Regions from separate parts of the Mus musculus genome. Here region 2 is linked to region 1. A link is a loop called in an ENCODE intact Hi-C map of the cell type or tissue named here. Cell type or tissue: heart. All regions are shown on one strand.

The links. Hi-C counts contacts between places; a loop is a spot of excess contacts. Peaks named below come from ENCODE experiments on the same cell type or tissue, not always from the same donor. Only the 100,000 strongest peaks of a DNase experiment are listed, where the experiment ranks them.
Region 2: it touches region 1 in a loop (2.3-fold over the local background); 2 of 42 quality-filtered maps call a loop at or near these places.

Annotation. Positions count from the first base shown.
Region 1 is chr5:33,015,169-33,023,168 of GRCm38, forward strand. Ywhah (tyrosine 3-monooxygenase/tryptophan 5-monooxygenase activation protein, eta polypeptide) reads left to right here and starts at 3,648. Exons shown (of 2, transcript NM_011738.2): 1 at 3,648-3,986. The coding sequence starts at 3,900. In heart, CTCF peaks have their summits at 3,542 and 6,662; a DNase peak (open chromatin) is centred at 3,583; H3K4me3 peaks cover 3,217 bases; H3K27ac peaks cover 2,897 bases.
Region 2 is chr5:33,275,763-33,283,762 of GRCm38, forward strand. No RefSeq gene overlaps it. Among named protein-coding and RNA genes, the nearest start is that of Ctbp1, 4.8 kb to the left of the region's middle. In heart, a CTCF peak has its summit at 3,414; no DNase peak of the experiment used is centred here.

The sequences.
Region 1 (8,000 bases):
GATTTATTTTGCTTATTTTAAGTTACATGTAGGTATTTATGTGTGTATGTGGATATGTGCACTGGATTGAGTTCAGGGATCCGAGAAGGCATCAGGACCTGGAGTTACAGGTGCCTGGGAGCTACCTGAGAGCGGGGCTGGGAGCCGACTCAGGTCCTCTCCAAGTGTAGCTCTTAGCCACTGAGCCATCTTTCCAGTGCCCTGCAGAGCATCTCCTGTTGGAGAAACCGGGGGAGCAGGCTCTTTGAAGGTGGGATTTGCTGGACCTATGTCATGGGACATGCCTTTAAACCTTACACTTTGGACACAAAGGCAAAAGGATTACAAGTTTGAAAGTTCGAGGTCAGCCTGGGCTATGTGAGGAGAACTTGTCTACAAAAAATAAAATTAAAAAAAGGGGTGGGGGGAGGAAGCAGTACTGAAGAAACAGAAAGGCTCGGAGGCAGAGATAAGGACATCTTAGTGGGTAGAAATTTGTGGGCAGAGTCTGGGAACATGGTGTGCCCAAGATGTCCAGGGAGTGAGTAATGAGTTTTAAAAGTGGCTTCAGGCTCATGTTGTAAAGAGCTAGGTGGAAACTCTGATATCGTTTAGTAGGGAAGGATCCTTCCATAAGCCCTGCGCTGCAGAGCAACCTCCCACCCCACCCTGGGGCTCTGCCTTCCCCAGTGGCCTTGGCCCTCACAGATTGCTTTGTTTCCTGAGTCAGGGCCAGTCCACCACAACCGTCTGGAAGAAGCCGGGAGGCTGTAGCAATCTGTTTGCCTCCTACTAACATCCTGGGAAGGAAAAGATGGTTTTTTAGCACAGTTGCCTGGCAGAGAACCTTGGCAAAGACTAGTGACCCTCTCCTTTACTTCCCATTTAAGGAACCATTTAAGGAGCACTTGACAGTTACAATCTCAGCCCAGTACTCAGAAGACCCTCAGAAGGTCACGGGCAGTGGTGCAGACAGTGGTGAAGACACATCTGGGACCAAGTGTCTGTACTGTGCTGCAGTTGGCAAGCCGAGCACTTGCCTGGCCTCCTTCCCCCTTACCTTTAGAATGGGAAGAGTGCTGGCCTCACCTTAGCTAAATGGTAGTGTACTGGCAAGCTGCCGCCTCATGACTGCTAGGAAATGAGGATTTGTTTCCTTGTTTCATCGATAAGGTCTCAGTCATTGATTGATTGATTGATTGTCAGGGTCTCCCTTATGTAGCTCTGGCTGTCTTGAAACTCACTCTGTAGATCAGTCTCTGCTTGAACTCAGAGACCCACCTGCCTTTTCCTCAAGAGCCCAGAGATTAAAAGTGTGTGCCACCATGACCAGCTTTATTTACTTATTTGGAGTGCTAGGAATTAAGCCGAGAGTCTTGCATGTGCTTTGCAGGTGTCCTACCATTAAATTGCATTGTCAGGCCAACACCTATCTTTAGGAGCAGGCCTGGCTTTACCTCTTGCCATGCTGTTAGATTTTCCAAAGCCCCCAGACTTTCAGAGCTAGAAAGTTGAGGTCAGGACCTCAGGGCCATACCCACCCGCCCTGGCACTCCATCTTTACAGAAGGCTAACTGTCCACCAATGAGACTGTGATGGGTGCTCACAAAGCCCGAGGAATCCGCTTGCCTCTACCTCCCCAGCACTGGGACTCAAGCATGTTTCACCACACCTGACTGGCTTCTTACCACTCCAGGCTTGTGCAGAGGGCACTTTCCCTCCCCGGAGCTCTGCCTCCAGCACTGAGCACCGGCTACATGCTCAATACTGCAGTAACCCCAGCAAAGGTGCAACTGGCTCATGCCAGGCTCAAAAACTGAGGTTTGCTGGAACTCGGGGCACGTGCCCGCAACCTGGGAACTCCAGGGGGGATGGTAGGAGAATCACAAGTTTGAGGCCAGCCTGGACTACATGTGAGACTGTTTCAATGTAACAACAACAAACTTTCAAATAAATAAGGACCTGGCAGCCATGAGCTGGGATTTGAGTGGTTAGAAGGTCCCCATCTGTTAAGTTTCACCATATTTGAAGAGCCACCTCTACTAACACAAATCCTGGTTAACAAACCAGGCTAATATTTCCCCTAACAAGTATCTTAAGTGTGTGACTGTGTGACAGTGACAGGTGATATGGGGGTGGCGCATGCATATATATATATATATATATATATATATATATATATATATATACACACACACACACACACACACACACATATATATATCATAGCTGGGTGTGGTGGCGCACACCTTTAATCCCAGCACTCGGGAGGCAGAGGCAGGCGGATTTCTGAGTTCGAGGCCAGCCTGGTCTACAGAGTGAGTTCCAGGACAGCCAGGGCTACACAGAGAAACCCTGTCTCAAAAAACAAAACCAACAAAAACAAAAACAAAAACATGGCTCCTGAGCAGTCTTCAACATGAGCACACACACACACACTCCTCAGTGAACCTAAGGCCCCTTCTTCTGTGCTACAGTGGGCTAGATTTTTCTTATGTGTGTGCATGGCTTCTCTTTGTGTAACAGCCGTGTGTGTGTGTGTGTGTGTGTGTGTGTGTGTGTTTCAGACAGGATTTCTCTGTGTATCCCTGACTGGCCTAGAACTCAGAGATATGCCTGCCTGTTCCTTTGTTTCCTGGCTACTAGGATTAAAGACATGTTCCACCATGCCAGACTGTTTTGTTTTAATTGCACTTTTTCTAGCTTGAGGTCCAACCCAGGGACCTTTAGCACAGAACGACAGGAGCGGTGAAGGCTTAGTGTCCAGTCCATCGCCACAGAAATCCAAGAAGACACTGAAATTAGATTTTGGCCCCTCCACAAATAGGATATGTCACCTTGCCTTGAATTTTTGTTCCTTCTTCCACTGAGCATCAGGCCCTCCAGGCCAACACTGCACCTCTGACCTATAATCACTAATTCCCTAAAAAGATTTGAACCAGGCTAAGTCGACCCTGATAGTTGCCAACTTTTGGTTTTCCTAGGTTTACCAGGGTTGTAGATTGCACTTCTGCTTTGAAGAATGGGGGACCTGCTGAGCCTTTCCCGGAGTGGTTGTATGAAATAGGTTAGTGCTAGTCAAGGCCCAACAGTAAGTCAGGTCCCCGTAGGTATGTCCTGAACGCTACTCCGCTCTGCCAAGTTCCCTATCCCTTCCTGTGCAAGCCAGAGCTGGCCCAAGGTCAGTTTTAAGGATGGCACTACCCTGCAGTATTGTGGATTCTAGTGTGTCTGTGAGGGGCTGTCCCAAAGGGCAGGACCCACCCCACGCCGCTGACAGAGCTGACCGCTTGCTGGAGGTGGCAACACCCAACAAAGCCGCCCCTCGGTCCGGGGCGCCTCGGCTTTTCCATACAGGGTTATCTGCGGGTATCTGCTTCTCAAGCCCGAGCTCTATCATGGGTTCTGTAGCGTTTTCCTGGCCAGGGCTGCGACAACGCCTGCCTGCGGAACCACCATCGCCGCGCCCCAGCCGCTCCCCACCCTCCAACGCTGCGGCGGTAAACTGCAGTACTCCTAAGGCGCCTGCGCAGCTCTCCAGCGCGGCCCTCGCCGCGGCTATTTATAGTAGGTGACGTCACCTTAAAAAGACCGTTAGGGCTGGGCCGCCCCGCCCCCTCCCGTAGCTCGGCGGGCTGATCCGAGTGCGCAGGCGTGGTCGCGTCCTCCCCGCCCGCCCGCCCGCCCGCGGCGCCCCCTATCCTCTCTCGGCGGCTCCGCGGCGCTCGCCACAGCGCGTGCAGCCAGCCAGCGAGAAGGCGCGAGCGGCGGCGCAGCCTGCAGCCTCCCGCCAGCCGGCGAGCCAGTGCGCGTGCGCGGTAGCGGCCTCGGCGGCGACCGGGAAGCGGACGGGCGGGCGAGCGAGCGAGCGAGTGAGCAGGCGGTGTGGGCGTGCGAGGCGAGGCCGAGTCGCGAGCGACATGGGGGATCGAGAGCAGCTGCTGCAGCGGGCGCGACTGGCGGAGCAGGCGGAGCGCTACGACGATATGGCCTCCGCCATGAAGGCGGTGAGCGCGCTGGGGAGCCGGGCGGCCGGGGGCTGCGGGGCGGGGCGGCCCGAGCCTGGGCGGCGGCTCTCTCCCTACGCGCCGCCACCTTTTGGGCGCGGCGGCCGCTGGACTCTCCGTTTCCTGCGGCCTGGCCGGGGCGGGGTCTCCCCGGGAGGCCTCTCGGTGGCTGGCGGGCGGGGGTCGCCGTGTCCTAGCGCAGAGCCCCGGTGGGGGAGGGGGTGCCCGAGGAAAGGAGGAAGTCGCGTTCCTGCTTCTAGACCCTTCTGCCGGACCTGGGCGAAAGGCGCTTTCCTTCCACCATTCACCCACTTGTAATAAAGGCTCATCCGCGAGTGGAGACCCATCTCCTGGTTTTCTCTACTACGACCGGTTTGGTTTGCTTGTCTGAAGTTGTTTTTTTCCCCCACTTTCCACACCTCGGGTCTGGCTTTGTGTGGGAAGACCCCTTTCCAGCAGTCCTGGGCGTGAAGGAGGGTGTGGGTCCCTGCATACATCCCAACGGTCCATGCTGCGTGCCTTCCTGGAGATGAAATGAAAACGAAGCAACCCTGGGGGCCTTTGCATTCCTGAGACCCTCAGAGATGGATTCTGGAGCTTGATTTCCGGTAAAGGAGACCTGCCCAGCCACACCCTAGTCAATAGCTTAGCCTAGAGCCTACCTGCCTACCCAAGACTTTGGAGTTCTGTTACCACATCACTATAGACAACTCTTCACATCATCCTGGGTTTTTTCTAAAAGAATATTTCTTGTCAAGGTCACACAGTGGCAGAATTACAACTGTGGCCACCTAGCTCTTAAGACTAGGGAGAAAATTTCCTTGGATTCCACCTTAGACTTCTAAATACATAAACATTTTTGAGGGTGAGACCCAGAAATCTGCATTTTAGCAGCCCTTGGGCAGTTTTTAGCTGACCTAAGTATTAACTGCCCTGAATTGTAGCTCATATGACCTATGGCTAGTCTTTGAAAGGCTTTCTTAAACCCACATACTCCATACACATTTAATTTGGAAATTGTATTTTGATACTACATGAAATAGAAAATTGAGGCCAACATTTAGGATTTTCTCAGGTAAGAACAATAATCAAGTTAGCTTTCCTCCAGGGTCCTTGTACACATTCAGCAGGATGTCTCTGGAATCCAGCAACATCACAGGCAGGCCATTTGTTGATTCCTTGGTGATACTGATTTCAGCATTATGGTATGCTTTTCTGGTTAGAAGCATTCATTTATACCAGGGAACATTCTAGGTTTGGGGTATGAATTTTTCTGAAGAAATTGTGGATTCTTTGAGAAAATGAATTTAAAATAACAGTTTTGCAAAATTTTTTGGAAACAAGACTGATATTACTAAAGTGTACCCTGAAAGCCACCTCTATCCACACACCAAGTCACTACTAAATGTCTAAATGTTTCTGGTATTGTGCAAGTTGAGGCCTCTCCCTGAACAGCTGGCTTAGGGGGCCTTTGCTCCATATGTGAGTGGGCTTGGAGGTTTGGGCAGTTTAGGGAGGACCTCTGAAAATGAAGAGGATACACAGTAAAGGGGAAATGGCCATCAGATGTCTGGAGCTATCAACTATCCTGAGGTGGGAAGAAAGGAAAGACTAGAGAGAGATTATAAGAAAAAAACAATTTTAGCAGGAAAAAAAAGAAAAGGTTTCTGGTGTGTTTCTAAATGGCCTTGAAGAGTGTTCTGCAATTTCCTGCTTGTATCCACAGATGTTCTCCGAGGCATTGAGGAAACATTTTGCAAAAGCTAATGGACCTTTGTGTTTGAAATTTATAATCTATGTCTAAAATGATTCATCAGTTGGAAAAGATATCAAACATTGAGAATTTAATATTTGTACCATCAAATTTATGGTAAAACATTCCCTCAAATAAACTGTTAAAAACGAGGAGTATTTTCTATCAGAATTCATGTTTGTCCCACCTGTATTAATGGGATGTACTTTTATCTCATTTGCCTGTTGGTATAGTTTGTAGATGAAATTCTTTTTTTTTTTTTTTTTTTTTTTTTTTGGTTTTTCGTGACAGGGTTTCTCTATGTAGTCCTGGCTGTCTTCGAACTCAGAAATCCACCTGCCTCTGCCTCCCAAGTACTGGGATTAAAGACGTGCACAACCACTGCCCGGCGTAGATAAAATTCTTAATAAATGTTAATGAGTCACCCATTAATAAACCTTAATTAAGCTTTTGGGAAGAGTGAATTCTAGTAAACTTATATTGTTTGCTTTAATTTTTCCCCTTTTAGATAGGGTTTCATGCATCTCAGGCTGGCCTCAAACACATTAATAGATGAGGTTGGCCTTGAACTCCCGATGCTGCGGCCTTAACTGTCAAATGCTGGGCTCACTGGTGCGAACCACCGTGCCTAGCTTATCTCGGGGTGAATGTGGCCTTGCTTTCAGGCAATTGAAAGGCAGGTAAGTATGTAGTTCTAGAGAGTGAAACAAGACACTGGCTGGATGGGATGATCTGAGGCCATTGTTCTGACTTTGAAAGTTAGTTCTCCTGGCTTCACGGTCTCTCAAGTATAAAAGTAGGAATGTTTGTACTACAAGTCATTTTTTGGTCTTTAATCTTCAAGGTTTTCTCTCAATTTAAATGGTTTAATCATATTGCTATAATGTTTCTTAATCCAGCAGCGTCACCTGGAGGACAGTAGTGGTAAACCTTAGGGATTGTGGCTGGGCTTGGAGCTCAGGTGGTAGGGAAGTTGGCCTAGTATGTTGAGGGCCCAGTTTTGATTCCCCAGCAACCTTCCCTCAGTACATTAGAAATAGTGGTGTTCCTTCAGATGAGTTGAAACTCAGTATGAAAAGTCAACACATGCTTCTGAACAGAAGCTCAGTAAAGAGACCTTTAAGCTTTTCCTGATCTCATACCTTGCCAGGTTGGTGGGGTTTAATGTGGACTCTGAAGCAAGCTTATTAAGTGGGATGAAATGTTACTGTAGAAGGACTAGGATATCAGGAAAAAGGGAAACTAGGCCTCCGGTGAATATTGGTAGGTAGAGAGGTGGGCATAATTCAGTCGCTTCTATTCCGGAATCAGTTATATCAAAACATAGGTGGTCATTGTGAAATTATAAAATAAAAACACCGTGTCGTACAGTCTTAGAGTCTCACTGACTTCAAACCCAGGATCCTCTTGCTCGGGCCTCCTGAGTGCTTGGCTTACAGGCTGTGCAGTCACACCCAGCTGCTGTAGTCTTAGTGTTGGCAGAGCATAAAGAGAAATGTTGGATTTGATGACTATGAAATTCAGGATGCAGAAGTGCATTTAAGGAAACATGAGTTGGACAAGAAGAGGTAAAGGCTCTTGTTGCCAATAGCTGGGAGATTGTGAGAAATGGGAGAAGCAGGTGCTGTGTAAAGGTGAATGCCCCGGGGAAGGCATAATCCTATGCTTTTTTCTTTTTTCTTTTTTTTTCCTTTTTTTGAGACAGGGTTTCTCTGTATAGCCCTGGCTGTCCTGGAACTCACTCTGTAGACCAGGCTGGCCTCGAACTCAGAAATCCGCCTGCCTCTGCTTCCCAAGTTCTGGGACTAAAGGCGTGTGCCACCACTGCCTGGCCCTGTGCAATTTTAAAGGTGTAACAAAAACTGACAATATGACTTGAAATTCCCTAAGTGGACCAAACTGGTCTCTGCCTCCCAAAGTACTGGGATTAAAGGTGTGAGCCACCACTCATGGCTAGTGTGAAAGCCACTTTAGTGCTGTTTGAAATAAATGAAAGCTATGAGAGACTTGTTTTCCACTAGCTGGGCACTGAAGTTGTATCTTTACTATAAGCTGAGGAAATAGTGTAGTACTACACCTCCCCTTTAGAAATGTGTTAGGGCCAAGTCTGATGGCTCCTGCCTATAAGCCCAGCACTTGAGCTTGCATAGTTATTGTGAGTTCAAGATTAGATTAGTTACTCAGGCGGTCTAAAAACAGTAAAAAGTTTTGGAGGAGTACCCCAGTGTTTTTGTATTGTATTCAGCAAGTTTATGGCATTT
Region 2 (8,000 bases), 260 kb after region 1:
TGGATGGAGAAAAAGATCTAACAGGTGGAGTCTCAAACCTGCTACAGTATTTCCTAAATAGACTGAGGGCTAGGGGGGAAAGCCAGCAGATGTACACTTTCCCTTAATCCCCACCCCTATCCTGGACTGTCTCTCCTGGTCTGTTCCAGTTTTCTCGAGCTGCAGGTGACTCCCTACAGATCCATCCAAAGGGCTCCTCCCAGTTGTTCCATCCTAACATAGCAACTCCATGGCAGAGTGACACCTCCTATTCCTTCTCAGGCTGCCCAAATTCCCACTTTTTCTTGCACATTGTGACTAGGACCACCACATCACTCCATCCTTGTGAGGGATTATATCAGGGCTTGTATAAAAACCCTTAGGGCTCAAAAGATGGCCTAATAGGCCATCACTTGAAAGAGGCACATTGGACTTGCAAACTTTATATGCCCCAGTACAGGGGAACGCCAGGGCCAAAAAGGGGGAGTGGGTGGGTAGGAGAGTGGGGGGGGTGTGGGTATTGGGGACTTTTGGTATAGCATTGGAAATGTAAATGTGCTAAATACCTAATAAAAAAATGGAAAAAAAAAAAAGAAAAAAAAAACCCTTAGGGCCTCCCAGGAAACCTCGGAAACCTCCCAGGAAGCCTCGGAAACCCAGGCTTCTTGTCACCATCACACTGGCTTGGACTCCTACTCCAGGGATGGTCCCTGCAGGCAGGAGTCTGCTCCTGCGGATGTGAGGTAGAAAGCCACTAGGTAGAGATGTGGAGATGCACAGGTGGTTCTGAACATGCCCATCCTAAGAGACCCTATGACCTTAGGATTGCCCAAAGGCACCTGTAAGCACTTGCTCCTGAGAGAGCATCTGGTGTCTGTTGGGCCACATTCACCCTCACTCCACTCTGTTCAGCATTGCTCAAGGTCTGAAGTCCTGAGCCATCATCCTGGTGCCAGTAAGAGAGTATGATGTTTTACCCTTACCCTGGCAGTCTCCACCACAGGCCATAGGTTAGACTGGTTACTGGTAAATGGACCCATCCTGCCTGCCTCAGCTGTTTATCCTCTGGCAAAGCTGTACTTTCCCTGGGATCACACTTATCAGAGTGATAAGGGGATCCCAGTTGTTCCCTTACCAGAGAGTACTAGGTTTTCATCCAAGGAATGGGCCTGGTAACACAGCACTCCCCTCAGCTTAATCAAATCACATCTGCCCTCTGAGACTAGAGGATACCTTGTACCCAACCAAAGAGACCTATGGAGAGACAGGCCCAAGGCACTGCCCTGTGTGCCAGCCCTTCTTCGAAGTAATTTGAGAATCTAACATGAAAGGTTTACACTCTGCCTTTCTCAAATATTCGGATTGTTTACATAACTTATAGAATAAATAGTATGGAAACTGGATGGAGCTTTAAGCATATGCACTATGAGACATATTATAGGTATATTCCATATGCACTATAAGACATATTAGAGGTATATTCTGATGCTCTAAGTTCTACAGTGTAATGCTTACTTCCTCTTCTGGTCACCAAAAGATAGACACCTACCTACATATCTGCTGAGGCCCTGGAAAATATTAGGAAACTTTACAGGTGTTGTCTCTGTTAGTGAGACCTGGTGTTTGGGAACATGTGGAGCCCCGGAGCTCTGCAGAGACTTAGGAAAACAACACTCCAGAAAGTGAGCAGAAAATTCAAAGTCCAGATACAGTGCAGGAAACAGAAGGCTGTGGCTGGAGGCCAGGAAGAGCTGAGTTTGCAGGTTTGGGGAAGAGATATCATGGTTGTTGAGATACAAATGGCAGAGACCCCACAGGGCTTGTCAGCTTGATGCGGATGGGTGACTCAAAAAATACCTAGTAGCATCTAGAGGAAGGTTAGTATTAGGGACAGGAGGCAGAGCCCAAAGTCTGGCCACTAAGCAGAAAAGCTAGTGGAGACATAGGTCCTTATACTACATCCTCTCTATTTGGAATCAGGCTGAAATACACCAAGGTGGGGGTAAACAAACAATATTTGGAGAAAGCAATCTAGGCCTCTGCCTTGGACACTGAATGACAGAGCTTGCAGAAGATAACACATGCAAAAACTTCACAGTGGATTGAGTCCAGTAAAGAGGGTTCCTGAGAAGCAGGCACTCTCAGCTATTTTGGATCTATTTTGTTTTGAAATGTAGCTGTAGCCAACCCCTCCCTCAACTTCTGGGACACATCTTAAAATTAAGCAAATGTGATTTAAAAGAAGATGGCCAAGATAAGCTCATATATTTGAATGTTTGATCCCCAATTGATGAAACTGTTAGGGAAGGATTAGGAGGTGTGTCACTGGGAGTGAACTTTGAGGTTTCAAAAGCCTGTGTTATTCTCAGGTCCCTCTCTCTGCCTCCTGCTTACAGATCAGATGTTAAGTTCTCAGGAACTGCTTTGGCGTCATGCCTACCTACCTATGCCCTTGCTCACTGCCACAATGGCCATAAACTCTAACCTTCTGGAACTCTGGGCCCTTGAATTAAATTCTTTCTTGTTTAAGTTGTCTTGGTCATGGCATCACTTCACAGCAATAGAAAAATAGACGACAATAAAAGTGAGCCACAGATCAGCAGCTGCTTGCTTATGCTCCACAGCCTCCCTACAGGCCTCTTCAGTGTTGTGCCAGTGGCTCCTCTATGTATTGGTTACTTTTCTTATCACCAAGACAAAAAACCTGAAAGAAACAGTTTAAAAGGGCAAGGGTTTATTTTAGCTCAGGTGAGGTAGTCTGTCATGGCAGGGAAGGTGGAAATGAGAGCGGGTCAGCCCACAGTGGTGGTAGCATACAGCAGGGCTCCTCATATCTTAGTAGATCAGGAAGCAGAGAGCAGATACAACCTCCAACACCCCACTTCCCACCCCACGACCCCACCCCACCCCACCCCTTGTGCACACAGTGACCTACTTCTGCTAACTAATCCACAAGTTCTGTTGGTTTTCCAACCTCCCAAAACACTGCTGACATCTAGGAAGCAAGTATCCACAAACATTTTGAACTGGCAATTGTATCCCCTTTGTTGCCAGTCTTGACTTATTCCTAGTGCTGTCTTCTCTAGTTGTGGTTATGGCCACCCACTGAACTCTTATCTTCTATCCAGTGCAGTGACTAGATCTAGGCAAGACGCTTAAACACTCATGACCAATAAGCAACTTTCTGTGCATATGGCCCTGTGTTTCTCAAAGCTCCCTGACACTTCGCACATGCTAAATTCTGTACTTTGACAGTCCCCATCCTGAGGCAGCAATCGGGATCCTCCCAGAGCCTCAGAGCTCCCAGCATGAGCCTGGAAGAGAGATAAACACTCCCAGAAGAGAGGTTTGATGTAGCCAGAAACTGCAAGGCTGGGTCTGTGTAAAGATGCTCACAGCTCATCTTTCCTGAGTATGGTACCCATAGCTCCGCTAGAGGGCTCCAGTGGGAGTATAGTAAACATTTGTAGTGAACCCACACCAAGGTACTGCAAAATTTGAACCTCACAGCAGATCTGCACCACAAGCATCAGTGGGCTCTACAGCTAAGGCCTCACTTTCCTACCCAGATTCTCAGTGCTTTGTGGAAAACCACGCACGATTGGTGCCACAGCTAGTGTACCTCCCGGCCTCCAGATTTTCTGTATTTACAGCTATAGTTTGTCAACAAATAATATGAAATCAAAACACTGCTACAAAATATTCACAGCACAACATGGTTAGCTCTGCACACATTTGGGCTTGTCTACAAAGACACCTCCAGGAGGACTAAGGAAGAGAACTCACCCAGAGCGTGGTGGTATCCACCACAGGATGGAGGCCGGGTGAGGAGAAGAGGAGGAGGCAGCTGGCATGGTTCGCTGGGATGTTCTTCTCCCCTGTGCCCTCCTTACTGTGGACTGAAACCTCCAAAAGCAGGAGTGAAATAACCCGTTAGGTCGTTTATGTCAGACGTCCTGTTACGGCGACATGAACACTCACACAAGGTGAATGAGGTAGAAGTTATAACTTTTGAATAGTAATAGAATTATTTTGTAAAATAACAATATGAAGCTGGGCGTGGTGGCGCATGCCTTAAATCCCAGCACTCGGGAGACAGAGGCAAGTGGATTTCTGAGTTTGTGGCCAGCCTGGTCTACAAAGTGAGTTCCAGGACAGTCAGGGCTACACAGAGAAACCCTGTCTCGAAAAACAAAACAAAACAAAACAAAACAAAACAAAACAAACAAACAAAAAGTTTACAACGTCTTGAAAGGTTTTCTATGGGGTCTTCCATGATGCACTGTGGTTGGAGGGATGGCAGGGCTGCCTACGGAGGCCGCCGCCTCAGCACAATCTCTAGATGTGTGTTTCTTCCCCACCCTGTGGTCACTGTGATGTCAGGGTGTAACGAGAGCTTCCATTTATTTTCCCAGAACAAGTCGTTCATGTAAATAGCACTGTTAGTAGCCAGACTACTTCAGCATAATTAATTTTAGCCAAGCTTGGTAGTATACTACTTTAATCCCAGCACTTGGGAGGCAGAAGCAGGAAGATCTCTGCGTTCAAGGCCATCCTGGTCTACAGAGCAAGCTACAAAATAACCAGGGCTGCACAGAGAAAACCTGACTCAGAAAACCTAAATACATACATACATACATACATGTATGTTATGGGTGAGGTGGAGGGAGTGGCTGGCAAATCTGTGCCTCACACAGCAGGCTCCCCTTAGCAGTGCTCCAGCTCTTGTGGTGCCAGACATTGCTCTGGGATCAAATGACATGTGTCCTTCTGGGTGAAGGAACAACTTCTGTGACTGGGCACAGTTGTCTTTTGGTCACACCTGGTAATGTCGACAAGATAAGATTTAACAATAAAGAGGTGAAAGGAAATGGTCAGCTCCCTTCTTCCTGAGGCCCAGGCTATGAGATCAGACAGATGCCAAGCACTTCTGCAGTGCTCTATCTCCAGATGCCCTGAGGACAAATATTTCTGCTGTTTGTTTGTTTTTGTTTTTTTTTTAACTATCCATTATAGCTTTTAGCATGCACGTCTCTCATCTCTTTGGTTAGGTTCACTCTTAGGTGTGGGACTCCTTTCGAAGTTGCTATGTATGGAATTGCTTACTTTCTAATTTGAATGGGTTTTCTTGTCCTTCTCTTTCCTCCTCTATACTGTGAGTAGGACTTGTAGTAAAATGTTGAATAGAAAAAGTGAAATCATAGCAGGGACTTTAAGATGATAGATACCAAAAGGTTTGTGTCTGCCTCTCTTCAGAGTGTTGCATCATTTAATCACACACATTAGTGAGTTCTAGAGCAGCTAAGCACTGCTGTCCTCCAGTTAACTGATGGGGAAAATGAGTCGCAGACAGCTAGGCATTCTTTCAATGCTCCATGCACAGAGAGCGGCAAAGCTAGGACCCAACAGCAAACCAACATCAGGGCCCAGGCATGGCAGGATATAACCTACATCAGGTGAGTAGAATGGCTCAGACTCGCCTTGTCTGCTGAATAGCAATGTTCTAGAGAAAACACACAATGTTGCTGACTCCCATTTTGCTCTCTCTCTCTCTCTCTCTCTCTCTCTCTCTCTCTCTCTCTCTCTCTCTCTCTCGTGTGTGTGTGTGTGTGTGTGTGTGTGTGTATGTGTGTATAAAGAAGTGAAGGTATTACAGAATCCAGGCTCTTACCCCAGAGCCTCTCTAGAACAGGGACTTTGAAATCTCAGACTCAGCCTTTCTCCCTGGCTCTTGTCCCTTTCTATCCAGAGGTGCCAGTGTGCTTACAGACACCTTCTGGAAGAACCAACACAGAATGCCCTGTGTTCACAGTCATTCCTGCTCAGATTTCCATTACCAACCTGTCTCTCATGGTGTCAAGTGTGCTGCCTGGAATTCTCTCAAGGCCCAGCCCCTCTGCCTGTGGCTGCACTGAGGTTTCTGTCAGACAGATCATTTATTTCACTTCCTCTTCTGTTTTCCCATTGGCATACCACTGCCCAACACATTCCAAGGAGGGATACTAATGTCCCTGTTTTAAAATGGAGATGGCGATAGCTCCTGGGGAAGGCAGGATGACAGCTCCACCCACTGAAACTGGCCAGGTCTCCCAGAAGGCACAGCTTTCCCAATATGTACACACGCCTAAACTGAAGATGACTCCCTCTAAAATGGTTATTAACATGTCTTCTATTGAACTAAAGCAAGACAATGGGGGCGGGTACTGATTATCTGAGACACAGCTTTCTGCATCATTGGAAGTAATAACATAAAATAGCTTTACATCTGCCGCCAACGACGAACTACCTGCCACACACAAACCTACTGGATACGTGAGAACTTCTCTAGGGTTTTGGTTGGGGAAGACCACTTGTCCTTTACTGGCAATGGGGTGGTAATGGGCAACACTGTCTCAGGCCAGGCTGGTCTGCCATACAGAGCTCAGTCTTGGAGGCCCACACCAGGGGCTTTGGGAACAGTCTTAAGAGCTGATGGCGGGCTGGTGAGATGGCTCAGTGGGTAAGAGCACCCGACTGCTCTTCCGAAGGTCTGAAGTTCAAATCCCAGCAACCACATGGTGGCTCACAACCATCCAAAATGAGATCTGACTCCCTCTTCTGGAGTGTCTGAAGACAGCTACAGTGTACTTATATATAATAAAAATAAATAAATCTTAAAAAAAAAAAAAAAGAGCTGATGGCACTGGGCTTGTCCTAGACTCCCCATTGACAGATGCCCTGCCTAGCACTTCCACAGGCAGGATGGAAGGAAGTATTTCGAGCACTCCTTGGCACTGTAGACTAGACTGTGGTCACAGAGAAGAAAGCTGTCACTCTCCTCTCTCACTTCTCACCTCAGTACCCTGAGCTCCTTTTTAACGGAAGCTGCGGGCCAAACCCAGAACCCTTTGTTTGCTAGCAAGCAAACAGCTAAATCCCCACCAGTATCACCTTTTAAAGATCTATTCACTTACTTACTCCTTTTGTTTTGTTGTTTTTTGATGGCTTTTGTTTGGTTTGCTTTGTTTGTTGTTTGTTTGAGGCAGGGTTTCTCTGTGTAACCCTGGCTGGCCTCAAACGCAGAGATCTGCTTGCCTCTGCCTCCTAAGTACTGGGATTATGGGCATACACCACCACTGCTCAACTGTATTTATTTATTCTTAAGACAGTGTCTGTAGCCCTGGCTGATCTGGAACTCAGTCCTACAATGTAGACCAGGCTGGCTTTGAAATCACAGAGCTCTGCCTGCCTCTGTCCCCTGAGAGCTGGGATTAAAGTGCCACCATGCCTAGATATTTCTTTATTTTATTTATGTGCCTGTACATGTATGTGTGTGTGTGTACATGACTTTGTGTGTACCATATGTGTGCAATGTGTCCGCAGAGGCCATTAGAGGGCATTGGATCCCCAGGAGCTAAGGTTATAAACAGTGAGCGCTAAGAACCAAACCCAGTTCCTCTACAAGAGCAGGAAGCGCTCTTAACTGCTGAGGTGTCTCTCCAGCCCCTCAAGTCCTTCCTGTTCTTGGAACAAGCATGATGTGAACACACATGTCCCAGCCTCGTCCACAGCCTCACAGCTGCCTCTGGAACCTCTGCATGCTCATACTCTCCATGAGGCTAGCAGGACGGCAGCCCGCCCAGGCTCTAGCCACAGGGCACTCTGCAGCTCCGGGAGCATGGCTACTCTGTCCTACGGACTCTATGGCAAGTCAAACCATGGCCTCTGGGCAAGGCCTGCATCCTAGTGCCCAGAGAACTCTAAGGCAAGTGCAAGCTCCTTGCAAATAGTGTCATGTAATCTGAACTCTCCCAAAGCAAAAATAAAACTCACGATGTGGGCTTTACATATTAAAGCATTGATCCCTACACAGTGGCATGCTTAAACCTCCACAGAAGAGTGCTCCAAGACGAGGTTTAACATTCATTTTTCTGTTTCTTATACTAACAAAGGAAATTGTTATTAGTGCTCTGCTGTATAACTCAAGCCTCCTACCTCAGCCTCTGGAGTGCTTGGGTTACAGGCATTCACCACCATACCTG